Linked DNA regions of Homo sapiens: region 1 is linked to region 2. Evidence: read pairs that join two places in POLR2A ChIA-PET (ENCODE). Cell type or tissue: PC-9. All regions are shown on one strand. Links, peaks and the distances in the headings refer to the core of each region. The heading gives the core; the rest is flanking DNA. Region 1 holds the start of LOC124903290 (a long non-coding RNA gene). Region 2 holds the start of CARMIL3 (capping protein regulator and myosin 1 linker 3).

Region 1 (11,440 bases), core at 2,555-10,554, 82 kb after region 2:
TTGATGGGCATTTGGGTTGGTTCCAAGTTTTTGCTATTGTGAACAGTGCTGCAATAAACATATGTGTGTATGTGTCTTTATAGTAGAATGATTTATGATCCTTTGGGTAGATATCCAGTAATGGGGTTGCTGGATCAATTGGTATTTCTGGTTCTAGATCCTTGAGGAATGGCCACAGTGTCTTCCACAATGGTTGAACTAATTTACACTCCCACCAACAGTCTAAAAGCCTTCCTATTTCTCCACATCCTCTCCAGCTTCTATTGTTTCCTGACTTTTTAATGTTGCCATTCTAAGTGTTGTGAGATGGTATCTCATTGTGGTTTTGCTTTGCATTTCTCTGATGACCAGTGATGATGAGCATTTATTCATATGTCTGTTGGCTGTGTAAATGTCTTCTTTTGAGAAGTTTCTGTTCATACTTTTTACCCACTTTTTGATGGGGTTATTTTTTTTCTTGTAAATTTATTTAAGTTCTTTGTAGATTCTGAATATTAGACCTTTGTCAGATGGATAGATTGCAAGAATTTTCTCCTATTCTGTAGGTTGCCTTTTCACTCTGATGATAGTTTCTTTTGCTGTGCAGAAGCTCTTTAGTTTAGGTAGATCCCATTAGTCTATTTTGGCTTTTGTTGCCATTACTTTTGGTGTTTTTATCATGAAGTCTTTGCCCATGCCTATGTCCTGAATGGTACTGTCTAGGTTTTCTTCTAGGGTTTTTATGGTTTTAGGTCTTACATTTAAGGCTTTAATCCATCTTGAGTTAATTTTAGTATAAGGTGTAAGGAACGCATGCAGTTTCAGCTTTCTACATATGGCTAGCTAGTTTTCCCAGCACCATTTATTAAATAGGGAATCCTTTCCCCATTGCTTGTTTCTGTCAGGTTTGTCAAAGAGCAGATGGTTGAAGATGTGTGGTGTTATTTCTGAGGCTTCTGTTCTGTTCCATTATTTCTGAGGCCTCTGTTCTGTTCCATTGGTCTAGATATGTTTTGGTACCGGTACCATGCTGTTTTGGTTACTGTAGCCTTGCAGTATAGTTTGAAGTCAGGTAGTGTGACGCCTCCAGCTTTGTTCTTTTTGCTTATGATTTCCTTGGCTATACTGGCTCTTTTTTGGTTCCATATGAAATTTAAAGTAGTTTTTTCCAATTCTGTGAGGAAAGTCAGTGGTAGCTTGATGGGGATAGCATTGAGTCTATAATTTACTTTGGGCAATATGGCCATTTTCATGATATTGAGTCTTCCTATCGATGAGCATGCAATATTCTTCCATTTGTTTGTGTCCTCACTTATTTCCTTGAGCAGTGGTTTGTAGTTTTCCTTGAAGAGGTCCTTCACATCCCTTGTAAGTTGGATTTCTAGGTATTTTATTCTCTTTGTAGCAATTGTGAATGGGACTTCACTCATGATTTGGCTCTCTGTCTATTATTTGCATATAGGAATGCTTGTGATTTTTGCACATTGATTTTGTATCCTGAGACTTTGCTGAAGTTGCTTATCAGCTTAAGGAGATTTTGGGCTGAGATCATGGGGTTTCTAAATATACGGTGAAATCATCTGCAAACAGAGACAATTTGACTTCCTCTTTTCCTAATTGAATACCCTTTATTTCTTCCTCTTGCCTGATTGCCCTGGCCAGAACTTCCAATACTATGTTGAATAAGAGTGGTGAGAGAATGCATCCTTATGCTGGATTCGGTTTGCCAGTATTTTATTGAGGATTTTTGCATTGATGTTCATCAGGGATACTGGCCTAAAATTTTCTTTGTTTTGTTGTGTCTCTGCCAAGCTTTGATATCCGGATGATTCTGGCATTATAAAATGAGTTAGGGAGGATTCTTTCTTTTTCTATTGATCGGTATAGTTTCAGAAGGAATAGTACCAGCTCCTCTTTGTACCTCTGGTAGAATTCGGCTATGAATCCATCTGGTCCTGGACTTTTTTGGTTTGGTAGGCTATTAATTATTGCCTCAATTTCAGAAGCTGTTATTGGTCTATTCAGCAATTCAACTTCGTCCTGATTTAGTCTGCAGAAGGTGTATGTGTCCAAGAATTTATCCAATTCTTCTAGGTTTTCTAGTTTATTTGCATAGAGGTGTTTATAGTATTCTCTGATGGTAGTGTGTATTTCTGTGGGATCACTGGTGATATCCCCTTTATGATTTTTTATTGTGTCTATTTGACTCTTCTCTCTTTTCTTCCTTATTAGTCTTGCTAGCAGTCCATTTTGTTGATCTTTTCAAAAATCCAGCTCCTGGATTCATTGATCCTTTGAAGGTTTTTTTTTTAATGTCTCTATCACCTTCAGTTCTGCTCTGATCATCATTATTTGTTGTCTTCTGCTAGCTTTTGAATTTGTTTGCTCTTGCTTCTCTAGTTCTTTTAATTTTGAGGTTAGGGTGTTGATTTTAGATCTTTCCTGCTTTCTCTTGTGGGTATTCAGTGCTGTAAATATCCCTCTACACACTGTTTTAAATGTGTCCCAGAGATTCTGCTACACTGTGTCTTTGTTCTCATTGGTTTCAAAGACCATGTTTATTTCTGCCTTCAGTTTGTTATTTACCTAGTAGTCATTCAGGAGCAGGTTGTTCAGTTTCCATGTAGTTGTGCAGTTTTGAGTGAGTTTTTCAGTCCTGAGTTCTAATTTGATTGCACTGTGGTCTGGGAGACAGTTTGTTGTGATTGCTGTTCTTTGGCATTTGCTGAGGAGTGTTTTACTTCCAATTATGTGGTCAATTTTAGAATAAGTGTGATGTGGTGCTGAGAAGAATGTATATTGTGTTGACTTGGGGTGGAGAGTTCTGTAGATGTGTATTAGGCCTACTTGGTCTAGAGCTGAGTTCAAGTCCTGGACATCCTTATTAATTTTGTCATGTTTTCTGTCTAATATTAACAGTGGGGTGTTACTGTCTCCCATTACTATTGTATGGGAGTCTAAGCCTCTTTGTAGGTCTCTAAGAACTTGCTTTATGAATCTGGGTTCTCCTGTATTGGGTGCATATATATTTAGGATAGTTAGCTCTTCTTGTTGAACTGATCCCCTTACCATTATGTGATGGCCTTCTTTGTCTCCTTTCATCTTTGTTGGTTTAATGTCTGTTTTATCAGAGACCAGGATTGCAATCCCTGCTTTTTTTTGCTTTCCATTTGTTTTGTAGATCTTCCTCCATCCCTTTGAGAGGTGGCAGTGTGCTGGCAGCCCTCGCTCACTCTTGGCACCTCCTCAGCCTCAGCACCCACTCTGGCCACGCTTGAGGAGCCCTTCAGCCCGCCGCTGCACTGTGGGAGCCCCTTTCTGGGCTGGCTGAGACTGGAGCTGGCTTCCTCAGATTGCAGGGAGGTGTGGAGGGAGAGGCATGGGCGGGAACTGGGGCTGTGCGCAGCACTTGCAGGCCAGCACGAGTTCTGGGTGGGTGTGGCCTTGGCGGCACAATGCACTGCAGAAAGCCACAGGGACCTCTGCCCTTGAAAGCAGGGTATTGTCCAAGGTTTCTCCCCATGTGATAGTCTGAAATATGGCCTCATGGGATGAGAAAGACCTGACTGTCCCCCAGCCTGACACCCATAAAGGGTCTGTGCTCTGGTGGATTAGTAAAAGAGGAAAGCCTCTTGCAGTCGAGATAGAGGAAGGCCACTGTCTCCTGCCTGCCCATGGGAACTAAATGTCTCGGTATAAATCCCGATTGTACATTTGTTCAATTCTGAAATGAGAGAAAAACTGCCCTATGGTGGGAGGCGAGACATGTTTGCAGCAATGCTGCCTTGTTATTCTTTACTCCACCGACATGTTTGGGTGGAGAGAAACATAAATCTGGCTTACGTGCACGTCCAGTCATAGTACCTTCCCTTGAACTGAATTATGATGTAGATTCTATTGCTCACGTTTGTTGCTGACCTTCTCCTTATTATCACCCTGCCCTCCTACTACATTCCTTTTTACTGAAATAATGACGATAATAATCAATAAAAACTGAGGGAATTCAGAGACCGGTGCCGGTGCAGGTCCTTGGTATGCTGAGCGCCGGTCCCCTGGACTCACTGTTGTTTCTCTATACTTTGTCTCTGTGTCTTATTTCTCTTTCTCAGTCTCTTGTCCCACCTGACTAGAAATACCCACAGGTGTGGAGGGGCAAGCCACCCCTTCAAGCAGTAGCAACCCGCTTGGGTCCCCTTCCACACTGTGGAAGCTTTGTTCTTTCACTCTTTGCAATAAATCTTGCTGCTGCTCACTCTTTGGGTCCACACTGCCTTTATGAGCTGTAACACTCACCGTGAAGGTCTGCAGCTTCACTCCTGAGGCCAGTGAGGCCACGAACCCACCAGGAGGAATGAACAACTCCAGACAGGAGGAACGAACAACTCCAGACATGCTGCCTTAAGAGCTGTAACACTCACTGCGAAGGTCCGCAGCTTCACTCCTGAAGCCAGCAAGACCACGAACCCACCAGAAGGAAGAAACTCTGAACATGTCTGAACATCAGAAGGAACAAACTCCAGACACGCTGCCTTTAAGAACTGTAACACTCACCGCGAGGGTCCGCAGCTTCATTCTTGAAGTCAGTGAGACCAAGAACCCACCAATTCCAGACATACCTTCATTTTGGGCCTATGTGTGTCTTTGCATGTGAGATGGGTCTCCTGAATACAGCACACCATATGGGTCTTGATTCTTTATCCAATTTGCCAGTCTGTGTCTTTTAATTGGGGCATTTATCCCATTTACATTGAAGGTTAGTATTGTTATATGTGAATTTGATCCTGTCATGACGTTAGCTGGTTATTTTGCCCATTAATTGATGCAGTTTCTTCATAGCATCAATGGTCTTTACAATTTCGTATGTTTTTGCAGTGGCTGGTACCCGTTGTTCCTTTCCATGTTTAGTGCTTCCTTCAGGAGCTCTTATTGTAAGGCAGGCCTGGTGGTGACAAAATCTCTCAGCATCTCCTTGTCTGCAAAGGATTTTATTTCTCATTCACATACGAAGCTTAGTTTGGCTGGATATGAAATTCTAGTTTCAAAAATCTTTTCTTTCAGAATGTTGAATATTGGTCCCAACTCTTTTCTGGTTTGTATGGTTTCTGCTGAGAGATCTGCTGTTAGTCTGATGGGCTTCCCTTTGTTGGTCACCCAACCTTTCTCTCTGGCTGCCCTTAACCTTGCTGAGTCTGACAATTATGTGTCTTGGGGTTGCTCTTCTCAAGGAGTATCTTTGTGATGTTCTCTGTATTTCCTGAATTTGAATGTTTCTTTTTTATTTTTTTGTCTCTAATCTTGTCTTCTCACTTTATTTCATTAATTTTATCTTCAATCACTGATATCCTTTCTTCCACTTGATTGAATCAGCTATTGAAGCTTGTGTATCCTTCATGAAGTTCTTGTACTGTGGTTATCAGCTCCATCAGGTCATTTAAGCTCTTCTCTACATTCTTCATTCTAGTTAGCCATTCGTTTAACCTTTTTTTGAAGGTTTTTAGCTTCCTTGTAATGGGTTAGAACATGTTCCTTTAGCTGGGAGTAGTTTGTTATTACTGACCTTCTGAAGCTTAACTTCTGTCAAGTTATCAAACTTATTCTCCATCCAGTTTTGTTCCCTTGCTGGTGAGGACTTGTATTCCTTTGGAAGAGAAGAGACGTTCTGGTTTCTGGAAGTTTCAGCATTTCTGCTCTGGTTTCTCTCCATCTTTGTGGTTTTATCTACCTTTGGTCTTTGATGTTGGTGACCTATGGATGGGGTTTTAGTGTGGATGTCCTTTGCTATTCTGATGTTGATGCTGTCCTTTGCTGATGTTGATGCTATTCCTTTCTGTTTGTTAGTTTTCCTTCTAACAGGCCCCTCAGCTGCAGGTCTTTGGGGGTTTGCTGGAAGTCCATTCCAGACCTTATTTTCTTGGGTATCAGTAGAGGAGGCTGCAGAACAGCAAATATTGCTGCCTGATCCTTCTTCTGGAAGCTTTGTTCCACAGGGGCACCCACCTGTATGAGGTGTCTCTCCGCCCCTACTGGTCGGTGTTTTTCAGTCAAGCTACATGGGGGTCAGGGACCCACTCGGGGAGGCAGTCTGTCCGTTATCGGAGCACGAACTCCGTGCTGGGAGAACCACTGCTGTCTTTAGAGATGTCAGGCAAGGACACTGAAGTCTGCAGAAGCTGTCCGCTGCCTTTTGTTCAGATATGCCCTGGCCCCTGAGGTGGAATCTGGAGAGGCAGTAGGCCTTGCTGAGCTGCGGTGGGTTCCGCCCAGTTAGAGCTTCCCTGCAGCTTTGTTTACACTGTGATCATAGAACGCCTACTGAAGCCTTAGCAATGGAGGACTTCCCTCCCCCACGGCCCCGTTAACTGATGCAGTTTCGGCCCCCCGCCCCCCACCGCCCTCTCCACCCTACCTGTCAAGCTCCAGCTCCAGCGGAGGATGCTCCAGGGACAGCGATGTCAGGACTGAGATGCAGGGGCTGCCTTAGAGTCTGGATGCTTGGGGTAGCGGGGTGTGAGGCACCGGGCCGGGGTGCAGGGCCGGAAGGAACGTGCTGGATCTGGGATGCTACCAGACGGGGCGTCCCAAAGACCGAGGCAGTCCCGTACCTTACAACTCTCAGATGAGCTCCACGGTGGGCTTGGCCACCCTGACCCCTACTGCCGAGGCTGCTGCAGAGGAGCCGCCGCCACCCACACCGCTGTGGAGCAGCCGCACATGCTAGACTCCGCTTCAGTAAAGCCCGGGCGGTGAGGGCTGCCGCAGAGGCGAGCCCGCTCCAGACAGTGGCGGTTGCGTGAGCGCCCCTCCCCCCACCGGGCCTTGGAGCGCGGGCTCCCACGCCGGCCCGGAGAGCTGCCCGACTGAGCATGCGCGTCGCGCTGCCGAGCCTCCTGAGAGCCCGCGGGCTGGCGCCGACCTTTCTTGCCGGCTCCGGCGTGAGAGGCCCGTCGGCGTGAGAGGCTCAGCGTGTGTCGCCCAGTGTCAGTGCCTTTGGGGCGGGGGACAGCGTCCCCACTTTCCTTCTACTGAATCCTCGGGCCCGTGGGCAGAACCCATTGCTTTTGTTTGTGGGCCTGGGTACCTTGCAGGGCCTTTCTCTATTCCCCACCGGCTCAGGACCCATCCAGCTTGTACTTGCTGACTCGGGAGGGAACTCGGGTCGTAGGGCCATGCGGGGAGAGGACCTGGCCTGATCTGGGAGGCAAGGGGCGGGGAGGTGTTAGAGAGTTCATCCTTCCCCACTCTCTCCGGGCTCGCGCTGCCTCGGGGATTCCCGTGGCGTCCTGGGAGTTCCCGTGCCACCTTCCTTCCAGCTGGCAGCTCTGCAGACACCTCCACCCGTGAACATCACGCTCAAGTTCTGGAGACAGGGAGGAGGGCTGGGGGATCCAGAGATCCAGCCTGAATAGACTTCTGCTCTCTGCTCAGCTAAGCACCCAACACTGAGAAATGAACAGGTCAATTGGATTCAAAGCCGCGCAATCATCTGCATTTTATTTGCACCTCATTTGCAAGTTGTTAATTTGCAACTCTGCTCCTTCCACTCCAGGTTCCTTCTCTCCCATCACCCCTCAGATTCCCCAGTGGCCCGGGAAAAAATATCTTGGTCTTTGCCAAGGTAGACTCAGCCTTGTCAGCAGGCCTGTCCTGTGTTCTCAGGGGAGGCCTTTACCCAAGGCCACAACAACAGCAGAAATCCCGAGTAAGACGCCACCTTGACGGCAGGGAAGGCTGGATCTTTTCACAGGGCAGAACTGATTTGATGAGGTGAACAGTAAGGTGAGCAGAGGTGGGAAAGGCCAGTGGGTGAATGCGGGAACAGCACCAGGAGCTAGAGCCCAACTCTGGCCTGTGGGCTGTCTCCCGGTCCTCAGAGGCGGGACGGGGTTCCTCCACCCACCACCACTGTTTCCCCAGTGATGTAGCTGGCATCTTCAGAGCACAGGAAAGACACGATGCCAGCACAATCCTCTGGCTCGCCTAACCTGGGGAATAAGGGAAGCAAGGAAGGAGGTAAAAATCAAACAGTTCTGCCTCCCTCACCTGGGACACAGGGAGTTAAATTTGCTTAATCAAGAATTATCAGATGGCTTTTTCAGGGTCAGTGTACAAGCTTTCTGCCTATCAAATAGGGTTACCACGAGGATATGCTGTTATAATTTAGTATAAGCATACTGTACTCTGCAAAACTATTACCCATAATATTCAAATACTATAGAAACACACCGGTTTTTAGAGAGCTCAGGACACCAAAATCCAAAGTTATATAGATAAAATGGTGAGCAATTATTTCATACTTCAAAAAAATGGTTTCACATGTGCACACACTAAAGTATCAGGGAGTCTGTGTGACAGTAAATGGTGTGTTTAAAATGATTCCATTTGTACAGGTTCAGCTTAGAACTTTTTCAGGAATCTATACTTGTGCCTTAAAGTCAGGTTCATTTAGTGAGAATGTGCTAATTCTTATTTTATCAGTGACTGCATAGTTAGGAGACACTTTAATCTCCCTGCCATAGAATGCTCTAGAGGTGGGCAGAGTGAGTAACTCAAACCTAGAAGGGCTGAATTAATGCTTCTCCATTCTACTTGTATCTTGCAATCATTTGAGAGGCTTAAACCAAAAAAGAAAAGAAAAGAAAAGACAAAGAAAAACAAAAGCCCAGATGGTCAAGTCCTACCTTGGACCAATTAAAAAGAATCTCTGGGAGTGGGTGGGGCCTGAGCACCTGCAGTTTAAAAAGCTCCCCAGGTGATTCTAATGTGAATCCAGTATTGAGCTACATGGGCTAGATCATTCATTGGTGCTCTAGGTTGACAATCCCCTCACTTATTAATGAGTTATGAACCAGGCCTGCAGCTCATGTCTCACATCAGAATGGCTTTGGGAAGATTTGGGATGTCTGGACGAGTACAGAGTTAGGCATTACTGGCATTTGTCCTTGAAGCCAGAAGGTAGAGAGAGGCAGGGAACTTAGAGGAAAGGGAGCCCGACAAAGGTGCTTGAACAGTTCACCCAGCTCACTGGGGAAGAAAGTAACTCCTTAGGCAAGGGGAGTTTGGGGCTTAGTAAAACTCTTCATTCTTTTCATTTGGATTGTAGATCATCAACCTGAGTTTTGTAAACATGTGTCATTATTCAAGGGGACTAACAAAGCATGGTTTTGGTTATGGTCCCTGGTCTCCATGGATGCTCAGAGGTGGAGGCAATCCCCCAGGTGGAGAGAGGACTCAGGGCTTCTCCCAGAGCTCTGCACTGCTGAAACCCCGATGTCTCTGTGTTTACCTTTTGAAAGGGAAGCTGACTTCTTGCTCAGGTCACTGTAGTGATAGTGTTTATGAATTCGTGGTCTGTGAGGCAGAAGAGAGCCTGCCTGTGTTATCTGTGGGACTGAGACAGCGGGCTGTGGGCTGCTAGGGACCAGACCTTCCCATCTTCATGTCTCTTAGTGCCCTTGCCCTCATGACAGTTTACCTTCTTATCCGCAGGGTTTCTTTCATGCTTTCCTCTTTTTCCTTGTCCATCCAGAGCTGCAGGAAGAAGGGAAATCTCTTTATGTTTTTTTTTTCTTTTTCTTTTTCTTTTTAGAGACGGAGTCTTGCTCTTTTGCCCAGGCCGGACTGTAGTGGCGCTATCTTGGCTCACTGCAAACTCCGCCTCCCGGGTTATGCCATTCTCCTGCCTCAGCCTCCCGAGTAGCTGGGATTACAGGCGCTCGCCACTGCGCCCGGCTAATTTTTTGTATTTTTAGTAGAGACGGGGTTTCACCGTGTTAGCCAAGATGGTCTCGACCTCCTGACCTCGTGATCTGCCCGCCTCGGCCTCCCAATGTGCTGGGATTACAGGCATGAGCCACCCCACCCAGAAATCTCTTTATGTTTAAGAAGAGGAAAGTGAAGAACGGAAAGGGAAGAAACTGCCCATCCTCATGGTAACTGAGAGGAGGGATGGGGAGAGAGACTTCCCTCTTTCACTTCCTATTTTTTTCTAGCTCCCAGCTCTCCCCACTGCCCTCATCTGTTTCATTTGTTTCAGGTTCTAGTGATGCATTTTGCTGCGTCTCTCCAATTCTCATCCATGTAAGGAGGGAGGAAACAGTGTGAGTACAGTCTGAATACCTCAGTCTCCAGCCTATACCTCAGAAAAGGTGTGATAAGAGTGTGGCTTGTATAGGGCAGGTGGTACAGAGAGGGAATATGGGAAAGTCCAGGGAAGGAGAATGGAGTGGCTGAGAGCTCAGGACTCAGGTAGTGGGCTTCCCTGTCCAAGAAGATGGATGCCTTTCAAGGGGTCCCAGTCAAATGCAAAGCTCCCCTTCCTCACCATCCTGCTGAAGCTAGTCTTGATAAGTCCAGGTGCTAGGCAGTTCACCCTAATGTTCCTTGGGGCCAGCTCTATGGCCAGGGTCTTGGTCAGGCCCAGCAAGGCTGTTTTACTGACATTGTAAGGACTGAAGCCCTGGAGAAAGAAGAGAATGTGTTAGACTCATAGTTTCCAGGTCATTCTTGGTTCTAATAACTAGACATAGAGGGCAGTGCTCAATAGGGATCTCCTGTAAGGGAGGGGCAGAGTTAGGGAACTGTCTTGTGGCTAAACCTCCCCTAGGTTGTGGTTTGTGGAGGCAAGGCATCTATTTTGTGGGCAGGGACTTGGTGGTGTGATTCTACAAGGGGACACAAACTTCCTTGGGTAATAGGAGGGGTGGAAAGATGTGGAGTGGAGGGTGGGATGGAAGAGGTAGACAAAAGGGTTCTTACAGGAGATGGACTGAAGGCTGCTATGGAAGACACGATCACCACTGAGCCGCCTCTGGAAAAAGAAGAGAGCTGACCATCTTCCCATTGTGGACCAGTGCCCTCAGCCCGTGTGGTGTCCCCTCTCACCCAGGCTCTCTCTCACTCTCTGTACCCTCGTTTCTCCATTTCTGGCACCACTGCCTTTGTCATCAGGGCTGGGGCCTTCACATTAATGTCCAGAGTCTGAAGCCAAGAGAAGAAGGGGAAACAGCATGAGTGAAGAGCACTGGAGGAGGCATGAAAAAATGAGGAGTTAGAGTGGGTTCCTAGGATGTTTGTCAGAGCTGACGAAGATCTTAGGATGATATACCTGCATCTTACACATGAAGGAACTGAGGTTCAGGGAGAAGTAGCTCTCACCAGCTGCTCAGCTAGATATTGATACATTAGGTTCAGGTGAGCAAAAATGGAGCCTGGTTCATCTTGTTTCATAATCAGCCAAGTATGATTTGGGCCAGAAGGGGCCTTTGGATTTGAGCTGTGTTTTCTCTGTTTCTTCCAAGTAGGTAGAGCCTGGAATTGTCAGCCTCCTGGACCTGCCCTAGACTACCTGCCCTAGAGTAGGCCATGCTTCTCAGGGAAAATGTGGCCTGACCTTGGATATGTGGGGTTGTTCTAGCACTTCTCTGGCTTCTGGGCTTAGGGAGTGAGATGTTCTTGGCCCTCT
Region 2 (10,775 bases), core at 1-8,000:
TCCAGAGGCCTGCATCATGCTCTGAGGTTCTGGGACCCTAAAACTACATCAAGGGTGCACTACTGCCCAAGGAGGAGACTGGCCTCACGTCTTAAGCCCGGCGTTGTCCAGCACCAGCTCTTCGAGGCTCCCCGACTTGCTTAGGGTATGTAGCACCTGTTCTAGCACTTCAGAGCCCTGAGGACAGAGGGGGGTCTTGTGATCAGGGGCCAAGGGGGGCACTACTTCTCCCACCTCACCAGCCCCTCCCAGTTCCTACCAGCCGCAAGTCCTTGCAGTAGAGTTTGGTGAACCACTGGTTGTAGGCCAGGGCTGCTACCATTAGGGCCAAGTCTCTGTGGGGATATGGAAGGGGGCAGGAAAGTGGTGAGCAGGTGGTTGGGTCAGAAAAGAAGAGACCAAGGATAGGGTGGTTGGGCTGGGGAAGGCCTAAATGGGTAGATGGGGATGGGATGGAGTTGGGGAGATAGAGCTGGGGCTGTGGGACCAGAAGGGCACTCCTGGGAAGGGCTGGGGTTGGGCTGAATTTGGGAATTTGAGGGTGGAGTCTCTGCCCCATCTGCTTACCGGCTCTCCAAGTGGCTGAAATCCAAAAGATTGAACTCCCGGTTATCTTCAGCATGGTAGATGGTGTCCACATCCTTGGAGAGGTGGAACTGGCTCACACCTGCTCCCCACTTCCTTCTTAGCCCCTTCCCTCCAGGTCCCACCTGTTCCCTATGGGGTCCCTGCCCAACATACCCATTGAACCTCCTCACGGCAGTGTAGCCCATTGTAGTCACACAGAGCAGCGTAGGTCTCAGAGAAGCCACCTGTGGGGCAGGAGATAGGCTGATTCCATGAGGGTAAGGAGATGGGGAATAGGCTTGGGGTTCAAGAACAGTCAAGGTCACTTTATGTGCCAGTGCTCTTGGTTCTTGCTATGCCATGAACTTCCTGAGGTCTGGGAGCTGGGAGTCCTTCAGGCAGGCAAAGCCCGCCCGCCCAGGCAACACCCTGTGCACAAAGGGCTCTGATCATGGGGCAAGATGGTGGAGCGCCTACTTTCCTCACATCTGCCCCTGCTCACCGCAGACACTGTGGGTGGTAGATGTGGAAGTCTCAGAGTTGGGGGATGTATCTCGGGGCCCCTCTGGGGTGTCTGCGTTTCCACGCCGGATCAAACACCTGGAAAAGAAACAAGTCATTCCAGAGAGGGCTGGAAAGAGGCTCTCAGTTCTTCCCACGTTATAGCTCCTGCATCCCAGGAAAAACCAGGAGTGGGGACATGAGAGCTCTCCTTCTCAGCCCTGGCCCAGGGGAAGGAGGAAGGGATGAACTCTCCCTCTCATCTAATGCCTTAAGAGACCCCTTATTTGCCACTCACCCAGGGCCAGGGCAGACCTTGGACAGGGCAGAGCTCACATGTCGTGTCACCTGGTCCACACTTTCAGCTGATGGCAGTCGCATGCTCACCATGCCACGCTCCGTCTCCACCAGGATCTGGGGGAGACGAAGCGTCAGAGCCTCAGACTCCCTCCTCTCTGCTCCCTCCTCCAGCTGGCCCAGTAGTGGGGCCCAAAGCCCTGGTACTCACCTGATTCTGACTGAGCGTGTTGAAGGCACGGATCTCCAGGACATTGAAGGAGCTCTCCACCTAGGAGGGATGGAGATGCTCAGCTCCTGGTAAGGACCTGGGTTGCCAGGCTTGGGAGGTAGGGAGCATGCCAGGTGCTCTCCTGCTCCTCAGCCCAACTCACCTTGGCCGGGACTTTAAGGAGGAAGAGGTGGAGGCGCCAGGAGGTCAGGGCCTACAGAGAGAGGAAAAAATCGGCAGCTCATGGCAGCTGCTGGGCCTTGGTGGCCCTGCCCTCCTTAAGCCCTTCAGCTCTGCTCTTGGAGTGTCTCCCCAACCCGATGCCCTACCCTAGACTTCTGGACATCAACACAGTCCAGCCCTGCCTCCTCCCCCCAGGTTTTGTCTCCTCAGTGTCCACCCACTTCTGTCTCTTCTGTCCTCCCGGCTCCCTGCCCTCTACTGGCCAGCTGCCCTTGCCAGCCACCTCCTCCCTCCCCACATGCCCAGTGCCCTCACCAGCACTCGGTCCTCAAACTTCTTGGGCTTTGTCTCCAACTTCACATGATGTTGTTGGAGCACGGCCCCTTGGCTCAGGCACCTCCGGATGCTGTCTGAGGGGGGGTGGGAGCCTGCTCAGAGCTTCACCTTACCCTGGCCACCCCCACCTCCCAGAGCTCTCCAGATAGAGGCAGGGTCAGGGTCAAATGGGATAAGAGAGAAACAGAGAGACAAAGAAGGGAGGACAGGGACAGAGGGCATTCCTTCTTGGGTGACTTTTCACACTGTCTCTTTTTTGACTTTTCTCTTCCTATTAGAGAGGGAGTAGGGTGTGGAGAAAACTCCGGCTCCTGATGTCCCTGAGTCAGGGGACGGTTGCTGACTGTCTGTGGGAGGGTGTGTCTCACACTTCTGAGGGTGTGAAGAATTTTTCCAACCCATGCACTACAACAGCCATTGACACATACAAAGTGAGTCACTGTGTGGGGGTGTGGGGTGTCCCTTTGACTATATTCTAGGTGGTCCGGGTGTGAGTGTCTGCCTTTACTATGAGAGTGTGCATGCCTCCTGGAGATGTCAGGGAGCCTGAGTGTGGCATTGGTGGGGACAGGTAAGTGTGAATGAGTATGCTGTGGAAGGGGCACAGAGCCAGACACTTCCTCTGTGTGTGTTGGGCGGGGAGAAGAATTAATGTTTAAATGAGCCCCATACCCATCTGCTGGCAGAACCACCCAGATATAGTGTGTGTGTGTGTGTGTGCACGCGCGTGTGCTGGGGTGCCATCTCTGTGAAGATGTGTTTACACACGTCTAATGATTGTGCTGTGTGTGTGTGCAGGTGTGGGAGATTGCCACGGCGCAGCATGCCTCTGAGTATCCACGAGCATCCTGCGCTTTGCGTGGGCTAGCCTGTGCTCCCGTCTCTGGGGGTCAGGGTTGTGGCAGTGCTGGGTGGCCGGGCCTGGGTTTGGGCTAGGTCTGAGAACCATGCAAACGGGAGAAGCCTTGATGTGTGGGTGGTGGGTAGCGAGAAGGAAGCAGGCTGGGACGGGGCTGTGGGAGGCGAGCCTCAGAGACCCTCCTGCTCTTGGTTTTAGCTCCAATCCAGGGCCTCTTCCCTGACTCCTTTCTTTGCCCCACTGGCCTGGGCGCTGCCCAGCTCCTAAGGGGCTCTTCAGGGCCAGTTCCGGGGCGGGGCCGGGAGGAGGGAGGGTGTTAAGCCACGCAGCGGTCAGGACCAGGGGCAGCTCCCATCGCAGGGAGGGGCGGGCTTGGCCCCGCCCGGCGGGGAAGCGGGGACTCTCCGGATGGGAGACTGGACGCTTCGCCGAGGGTGGGCTAGGAACGCCGAGAGTCAGCCCCAGGGAGCGCCAGGGAACTGCACCTGTCACCGAAGGGCGGGACGGGCGGCTCCGGGACAGGAAGGTCCCGACCGGGTGAGGCGAGGCAGGCAGCGGAGGATGCTCCGGGGACAGCGATGCCCGGACTGGAATGCAGGGGCTGCCTTGGAGCCAGGATGCATGGGGTGAGGGGTGTGAGACACCGGGCTGGGATGCACCACGGGGAGGAACGCGCTGGGTCTGGGATGCTCCCGGACGGGGCGTCCCAGAGACCGAGGCAGCCTCGTACCTTGCAACTCGCGGGTGAGCTCCACGCTGGGCTTGGCCATGGCGGCCGCTGCTGCTGAGGCTGCTGCAGAGGAGCCGCCGCCGCCGCCGGGGAGCCGCGGCACATGCTAGACCCGGCTTCAGCAGGGCCCGGGCGCTGAGCGCTGCAGCAGCGGCCGAGCCCGCTCCGGTCAGGGGCGGCTGCTTGAGCGCTCCTCCCCCCGCCTCGGAGCGCCGGCTCCCCCGCCCAGCAGGGAGAGCTGCCGGACTGAGCATGCGCTCCGCGCTGCCGAGCCGCGTGAGACCCCGCGCGCGCTCGCGCCGACCCTTCTCGCTGGCTCCCGCGTGAGCTGGCCGGTGTGCGTCGCCCGGTGTCCGGGCCTTCGGGGCGGGGGGCAGCGTCCCCGCTTTCCATCTACTCAATCCTCGGGCCCGTGGGCAGAAGCCATTTCTTTTGTTTGTGGGCCCGGGCACCTTGCAGGGCCTTTCTCTATTCCCCACCGGCTCAGGACCCCTCCAGCTTGTCCTTGCTGACTCGGGACCTAGGGCCATGCTGGGAGAGGGCATGGCTGGATCTGGGAGGCGAGGGGCGGGGAGGTGTTAGAGAGTTCCTCCTTCCCCACCCTCGCCCGACTCGCCCTGCCTCGGGGATCCCCGTGGCGTCCTGGGAGTTCCTGTCCCACCTTCCTTCCAGTTGGCAGCTCTGCAGACACCTCCACCCCTGAACATCACGCTCAGGTCCTGGAGACAGGGAGGAGGGCTGGGGGATCCAGAGATCCAGCCTGGCCAGACTTCTGCTCTCTGCTCAGCTAAGCACCCCGCACTGAGAAAACGTCGATTCGATTCAAAGCCGCGCAATCATCTGCATTTTATTTGCACCTCATTTGCAAGTTGTTAATTTGCAACTCTGCTCCTTCCACTCCAGCTTCCTTCTCTCTCATCTCCCCTCAAATTCCCCAGTGGCCTGGGCAAAAAATATCTTGGTCTTTGCCAAGGTAGACTCAGCCTTGTCAGCAGGCCTGTCCTGTGTTCTCAGGGGAGGCCTTTACCCAAGGCCACAACAACAGCAGGAATCCCGAGTAAGACACCACCTTGACGGCAGGGAAGGCTGGATCTTTTCACAGGGCAGAACTGATTTGATGAGGTGAACAGTAAGGTGAGCAGAGGTGGGAAAGGCCAGTGGGTGAATGCAGGAACAGCACCAGGAGCTAGAGCCCAACTCTGGCCTGTGGGCTGTCTCCGGGTCCTCAGAGGCGGGACGGGGTTCCTCCACCCACCATCACTGTTTCCCCAGTGAGGTAGCTGGCATCTTCAGAGCACAGGAAAGACACGATGCCAAGAGAATCCTCTGGCTCGCCTAACCTGGGGAATAGGGGAAGCAAGGAAGGGAGTAAAAATCAAACAGGTCTGCCTCCCTCACCTGGGACACGGGGAATGAAATTTGCTTAATCAAGAATTATCAGATAACTTTTCAGGATCAGTGTACAAACTTTCCGCCTATCAAATAGGGTTACCATGAGGATATGCTGTTATAATTTAGTATAAGCATACTGTACTCTGCAAAAACCATTACCCATAATATTCAAATACTATAGAGACACTGTTTTTTAGAGAGCTCAGGACACCAAAATCCAAAGTTATACAGGTAAAATAGTAATTATTTCATACTTCAAAAAAATGGTTTCACATGTGCACACACTAAAGTATCAGGGAGTCTGTGTGACAGTAAATGGTGTGTTTAAAATGATTCCATTTGTACAGGTTCAACTTAGAGACAATTTTTTCAGGAATCTATACTTGTCCCTTAAAGTCAGGATCATTTGGTGAGAATGTGCTAATTCTTATTTTATCAGTGACTGCATAGTTAGGAGACACTTTAATCTGCCTGCCATAGAATGCTCTAGAGGTGGGCAGAGTAACTCAAACCTAGAAGGGCTGAATTAATGCTTCTCCATTCTAGCTGTACCTTGCAATCATTTGAGAGGCTTAAACAAAAAAAGAAAAGAAAAGACAAAGAAAAACAAAACCCTAGATGGTCAAGTCCTACCTTGGACCAATTAAAAAAGAATCTTTGGGAGTGGGTGGGGCCTGAGCACCTGCAGTTTAAAAAGCTCCCCAGGTGATTCTAATGTGCATCCAGTATTGAGCTACATGGGCTAGATCATTCACTGGAGCTCTAGGTTGACAATCCCCTGACTTATTAATGAGTTATGAACTAGGCCTGTAGCTCATGCCTGACATCAGAATGGCTTTGGGAAGATTTGGGATGTCTGGACCAGTACGGAATTAGGCATTGCTGGCATTTGTCCTTGAGGGACAAGATGGAGAAACTAGATAGTGCCCAGAAGCCAGAAGGTAGAGAGAGGCAGGGAACTTAGAGGAAAGGGAGCCCGACAAAGGTGCTTGAACAGTTCACCCAGCTCACTGGGGAAGAAAGTAACTCCTTAGGCAAGGGGAGTTTGGGGCTTAGTAAAACTCTTCATTCTTTTCATTTGGATTGTAGATCATCAACCTGAGTTTTGTAAACATGTGTCATTATTCAAGGGGACTAAAAAAGCATGGTTTTGGTTATAGTCCCTGGTCTCCATGGATGCTCAGAGGTGGAGGCAATCCCCCAGGTGGAGAGAGGACTCAGGGCTTCTCCGAGAGCTCTGCACTGCTGAAACCCCGATGTCTCTGTGTTTACCTTTGGAAAGGGAAGCTGACTTCTTGCTCAGGTCACTGTAGTGATAGTGTTTATGAATTCGTGGTCTGTGAGGCAGAGGAGAGCCTGCCTGTGTTATCTGTGGGACTGAGACAGCGGGCTGTGGGCTGCTAGGGACCAGACCTTCCCATCTTCATGTCTCTTAGTGCCCTTGCCCGTATGACAGTTTACCTTCTTATCCGCAGGGTTTCTTTCATGCTTTCCTCTTTTTCCTTGTCCATCCAGAGCTGCAGGAAGAAGGGAAATCTCTTTATGTTTAAGAAGAGGAAAGTGAGGAACAGAAAGGGAAGAAACTGCCCATCCTCATGGCAACTGAGAGGAGGGATGGGGAGAGAGACTTCCCTCTTTCACTTCCTATTTTTTTCTAGCTCCCAGCTCTCCCCACTGCCCTCATCTGTTTCATTTGTTTCAGGTTCTAGTGATGCATTTTGCTGTGTCTCTCCAATTCTCATCCATGTAAGGAGAGAGGAAACAGTGTGAGTAGAGTGTGAATATCTCAGTCTCCACTCTGCACCTCAGGAAAGGTGTGATAGGAGTGTGGCTTGTATAGGGCAGCTGGTACAGAGAGTGAATATGGAAAAGACCAGGGAAGGAGAATGGAGTGGTTGAGAGCTCAGGACTCAGGTACTGGGTTTCCCTGTCCAAGAAGATGGATGCCTTTCAAGGGGTCCCAGTGGGATGCAAAGCTCCCCTTCCTCACCATCCTGCTGAAGCTAGTCTTGATAAGTCCAGGTGCTAGGCAGTTCACCCTAATGTTCCTTGGGGCCAGCTCTATGGCCAAGGTCTTGTTGAGGCCCAGCAAGGCTGTTTTACTGACATTGTAAGGACTGAAGCCCTGGAGAAAGAAGAGAATGTGTTAGACTCATAGTTTCCAGGTCATTCTTGGTTCTAATAACTAGACATAGAGGGCAGTGCTCAATAGGGATCTCCTGTAAGGGAGGGGCAGAGTTAGGGAACTGTCTTGTGGCTAAATCTCCCCTAGGTTATGGTTTGTGGAGGCAAGGCATCTATTTTGTGGGCAGGGACTTGGTGGTGTGATTCTACAAGGGGACACAAACTTCCTTGGGTAATAGGAGGGGTGGAAAGATGTGGAGTGGAGGATGGGATGGAAAGGGCAATCAAAAGGGTTCTTACAGGAAGTGGCCTGAAGGCTGCTACAGAGGCCAGGAACCCCACTGAACCACCCCTGGAAAAAGAAGAGAGCTGACCGTCTTCCCAGTGTGGACCACTGCCCTCAGCCTGTGTGGGGTCCCATCTCACCCAGGCTCTCTCTCACTCTCTGTACCCTCGTTTCTCCATTTCTGGCACCACTGCCTTTATCATTAGGGCTAGGGCCTTCCCATTAATGTCCAGATTCTGAAGCCAAAAGAAGAAGGGGAAACAACATGAGTGTAGAGCACTGGAGGAGACATGGCAATGAGGAGTTAGAATGGGTTCCTAGGATGTTTGTCAAAGCTGACGAAGATCTTAGGATGATATACCTGTATCTTACACATGAAGCAACTGAGGTTCAGGGAGAAGTAGCTCTCACCAGCTGCTCAGCTAGATAATGATACATTAGGTTCAGGTGAGCAAAAATGGAGCCTGGTTCATCTAGTTTCATAACCAGCCAAGTATGATTTGGCCCAGAAGGAGCCTAAATCCTCAGGGCTCCTTCGGATTTGAGCTGTGTTTTCTCTGTTTTTTCAAAGTAGGGAAAGTCTGGAATTGTCAGCCTTCTGGACCTGCCCTAGAGTAGGCCATGCTTCTCAGGGAAAATGTGGCCTGACCTTGGATACCTGGGGTTGTTCTAGCACTTCTCTGGCTTCTGCATTTAGGGAATGAGATGCTATTGGTCCTCTAGGGTGGACTGTCTGGCTAGGCATGGTTAGAAAGTGGGAGCACGAGGAGGCACCTTCTGGGGAAGCTGGGGGATGGCTACAATCAGAATCCCCACATCCATAATCTAAAACAAATGTATGACCCTGTTTACATTGTTCTAGACAACTGCTTATATTAAAATATTTCAATCTTACAGAAAAATTGGAAATAGAAGTACAAGGAGAATCTAGAGATCCTTCACTTAGATTCACCAATTTTTCTCTACTAAAAATACAAAAATTAGCCAGACGTGGTGGCATGTTTCTGTAATCCCAGCTACTCAGGAGGATGGGACAGGAGAATAGCTTGAACCCGGGAGGTGGAGGTTGCAGTGAGCCAAGATCGCAACACTGCACTCCAGCCTGGGCAATAAAGCGAGACTCCATTTCAAAAAATAAATAAAAAAAATTAAAATAAATAAACTTAGTTGCAGATATTAGAATGCTCTATCCCTAAATACTTAGCATACATTCCCAAAGAGTAAGGATGTTCTTTTACACAACCATAATCCATTATCACACCCAAGAAGTTTGACATTGATGATAATTTTATCTAATATATTGGCCTCAATTGTCCCCGAAATGTGGTTTTTTTTTTTTAAAGTCCAGAGTTCAATCAAGGATCAGCTATTATGTTTGGATTTGATGTACTGTGATATTTAAAATAATATATAAACTAAAAGAAAAGTTACAGGCACACTTTATTTTATTACTCTTTGCAGATATTGCGTCTTTTACAAATTGAAGGTTCATGGCAACCCTGTGCTAATTGGAGCCATTTTTCCAATGGCATGTGCTCAGTTTGTCTCTGGGTCACATTTTGGTAATTCTTGGAATATTTCAGACTTTTCCATTATTATTACGTCTGTTACGGTGATCTGTGATCTTTTGTGTTTTTATTATAATTGTTTTGGGGTACCACAAACCACACCCAGAAAAGAAGGTCAACTTAATGGAAAAATGTTGTGTGTTCTGACTGCTCCGCCCTTCTCCCATCTCTCTCCCTCTCTGTTGGCCTCCATATTCCCTGAGACACATTTACATTGAAATTAGGCCAATTATTAACCCTACAATGGCCTCTAGGTGTTCAAGTGAAAGGAAGAGTAACACATCTTACACTTTAAATCAAAAGCTGGAAATAATTGAGCTTAGTGAGGAAGGCATATTGAAAGCTGAGGCAGGCTGAAAGCTAGGCCGTGTGCACCAGTAGCCAAATCATGAGTGCAAAGGAAAAATCTCTGAAGGATATTAAAAGTGCTACTTCTGTGAACACATAAATGATAAGAAAGCAAAACAGCTTTATTGTTAATATGGCTTCAAAACTTCAAAGGACAGGCTTATTCTCTTGTTAGGGGCTAATGCAGCCAGTGACTTTAAGTTGAAGCCAATGCTCATTTACCATTCTGAAAATTCTAGGGCTCTCAAGATTTATGCTAAATCTACTCTGCCTGTGCTCTATAAATGGAACAACAAAGCCTGGATAACAGCACATCTGTTTATAGCATGGTTAACTGAATATTTTAAGCTCACCGTTGATAGCTACTGCTCAGAAAAAGATTCCTTTCAAACTGTTACTGCTCATTGACAATGCACCTGGTCACTCAAAAGCTCTGATGGAGATGTACAAGGAGATTAATGTTGTTTTCATGCCTGCTAACACAACATCCATTCTGCAGCCCATGGATCAGGGGGTAATTCTGACTTGCAAGACTTGTTATTTAAGAAATACATTTTGTAAGGCTGTAGCTGCCATAGATAATGATTCCTCTGATTTATCTGGGCAAAGTCAACTGAAAACCTTCTAAAAAGGATCCACCATTCTAGATGCCATTAAGAATATTTGTGATTCATGGGAGGAGGTCAAAATATCTACATTAACAGGAGTCTGGAAGAAGTTGATTCCAACCCTCATGGATGACGTGGAAGGGTTCAACACTGCATCAGAGGAAGGAACTGCAGATGTGGTGGAAATAGCAAGAGAACTAGAAGTGGAGCTGGAAGATGGGACTGAATTGCTGCAATCTCACGACAAAATGTAGATGGCTGAGGAGCTGGTTCTTACGGATAAGCAAATAAAGTGGTTTCTTGGGATGGAATCTATTTCCGGTGAAGATGCCATGAACATTGTTGAAATCACAACACGGGATTCAGAATATGATATGTACTTAGTTGAGTAAGCAGTGGTAGAGTTTGTAGGATTGACTCCAATTTTGAAAGAAGTTCTACTGTGGGTAAATGCTATCAAACAGGCTTGCATGCTACAGAGAAATCTTTTGTGAAAGGAAGAGTCAACTGATGTGGCAAACTTCACTGCTGTCTTATTTGAAGAAATTGCCACAGCCACCCCAGCCTTCAGCAACACCACCCTAAGTCAGCCACCATCAATGTTGAGGCAAGACCCTCTAAGGCCGGATGTGGTGGCTCACGCCTGTAATCCTAGCACTTTGGGAAACCGAGGCGGGTGAATCACGAGGTCAGGAGATTGAGACCATCCTGGCTAACACGGTGAAACCCCGTCTCTACTAAAAATACAAAAAATTAGCTGGGTGT

Evidence for each region. ChIA-PET counts read pairs that join two places held together with the same protein. Peaks named below come from ENCODE experiments on the same cell type or tissue, not always from the same donor. Only the 100,000 strongest peaks of a DNase experiment are listed, where the experiment ranks them.
Region 1: POLR2A ChIA-PET joins it to region 2 with 18 read pairs; 2 of 35 experiments call an interaction of 5 or more read pairs at or near these places.

The regions. Positions count from the first base shown.
Region 1 is chr14:23,965,278-23,976,717 of GRCh38, reverse strand. DHRS4 (dehydrogenase/reductase 4) reads right to left here. Exons shown (of 8, transcript NM_021004.4): 4 at 10,886-10,956; 5 at 10,735-10,786; 6 at 10,301-10,435; 7 at 9,452-9,507; 8 at 7,439-7,961. The coding sequence ends at 7,847. It overlaps LOC124903290 (a long non-coding RNA gene), which reads left to right and starts at 9,647. Exons shown (of 2, transcript XR_007064084.1): 1 at 9,647-9,908; 2 at 10,013-11,440. It also overlaps a transcript of DHRS4L2 not described here. RefSeq lists a silencer at 6,654-6,703. In PC-9, for the core only: no CTCF peak of the experiment used is centred there; no DNase peak of the experiment used is centred there.
Region 2 is chr14:24,045,103-24,055,877 of GRCh38, reverse strand. CARMIL3 (capping protein regulator and myosin 1 linker 3) reads right to left here and starts at 3,869. Exons shown (of 40, transcript NM_138360.4): 1 at 3,685-3,869; 2 at 2,075-2,169; 3 at 1,740-1,790; 4 at 1,577-1,636; 5 at 1,367-1,482; 6 at 1,070-1,167; 7 at 742-812; 8 at 568-641; 9 at 260-335; 10 at 89-177. The coding sequence starts at 3,724. It also overlaps the pseudogene DHRS4L1. RefSeq lists an enhancer at 2,512-3,211 and silencers at 3,227-3,396, 3,417-3,506, 3,777-4,076. In PC-9, for the core only: no CTCF peak of the experiment used is centred there; no DNase peak of the experiment used is centred there; H3K4me3 peaks cover 1,169 bases; H3K27me3 peaks cover 2,538 bases.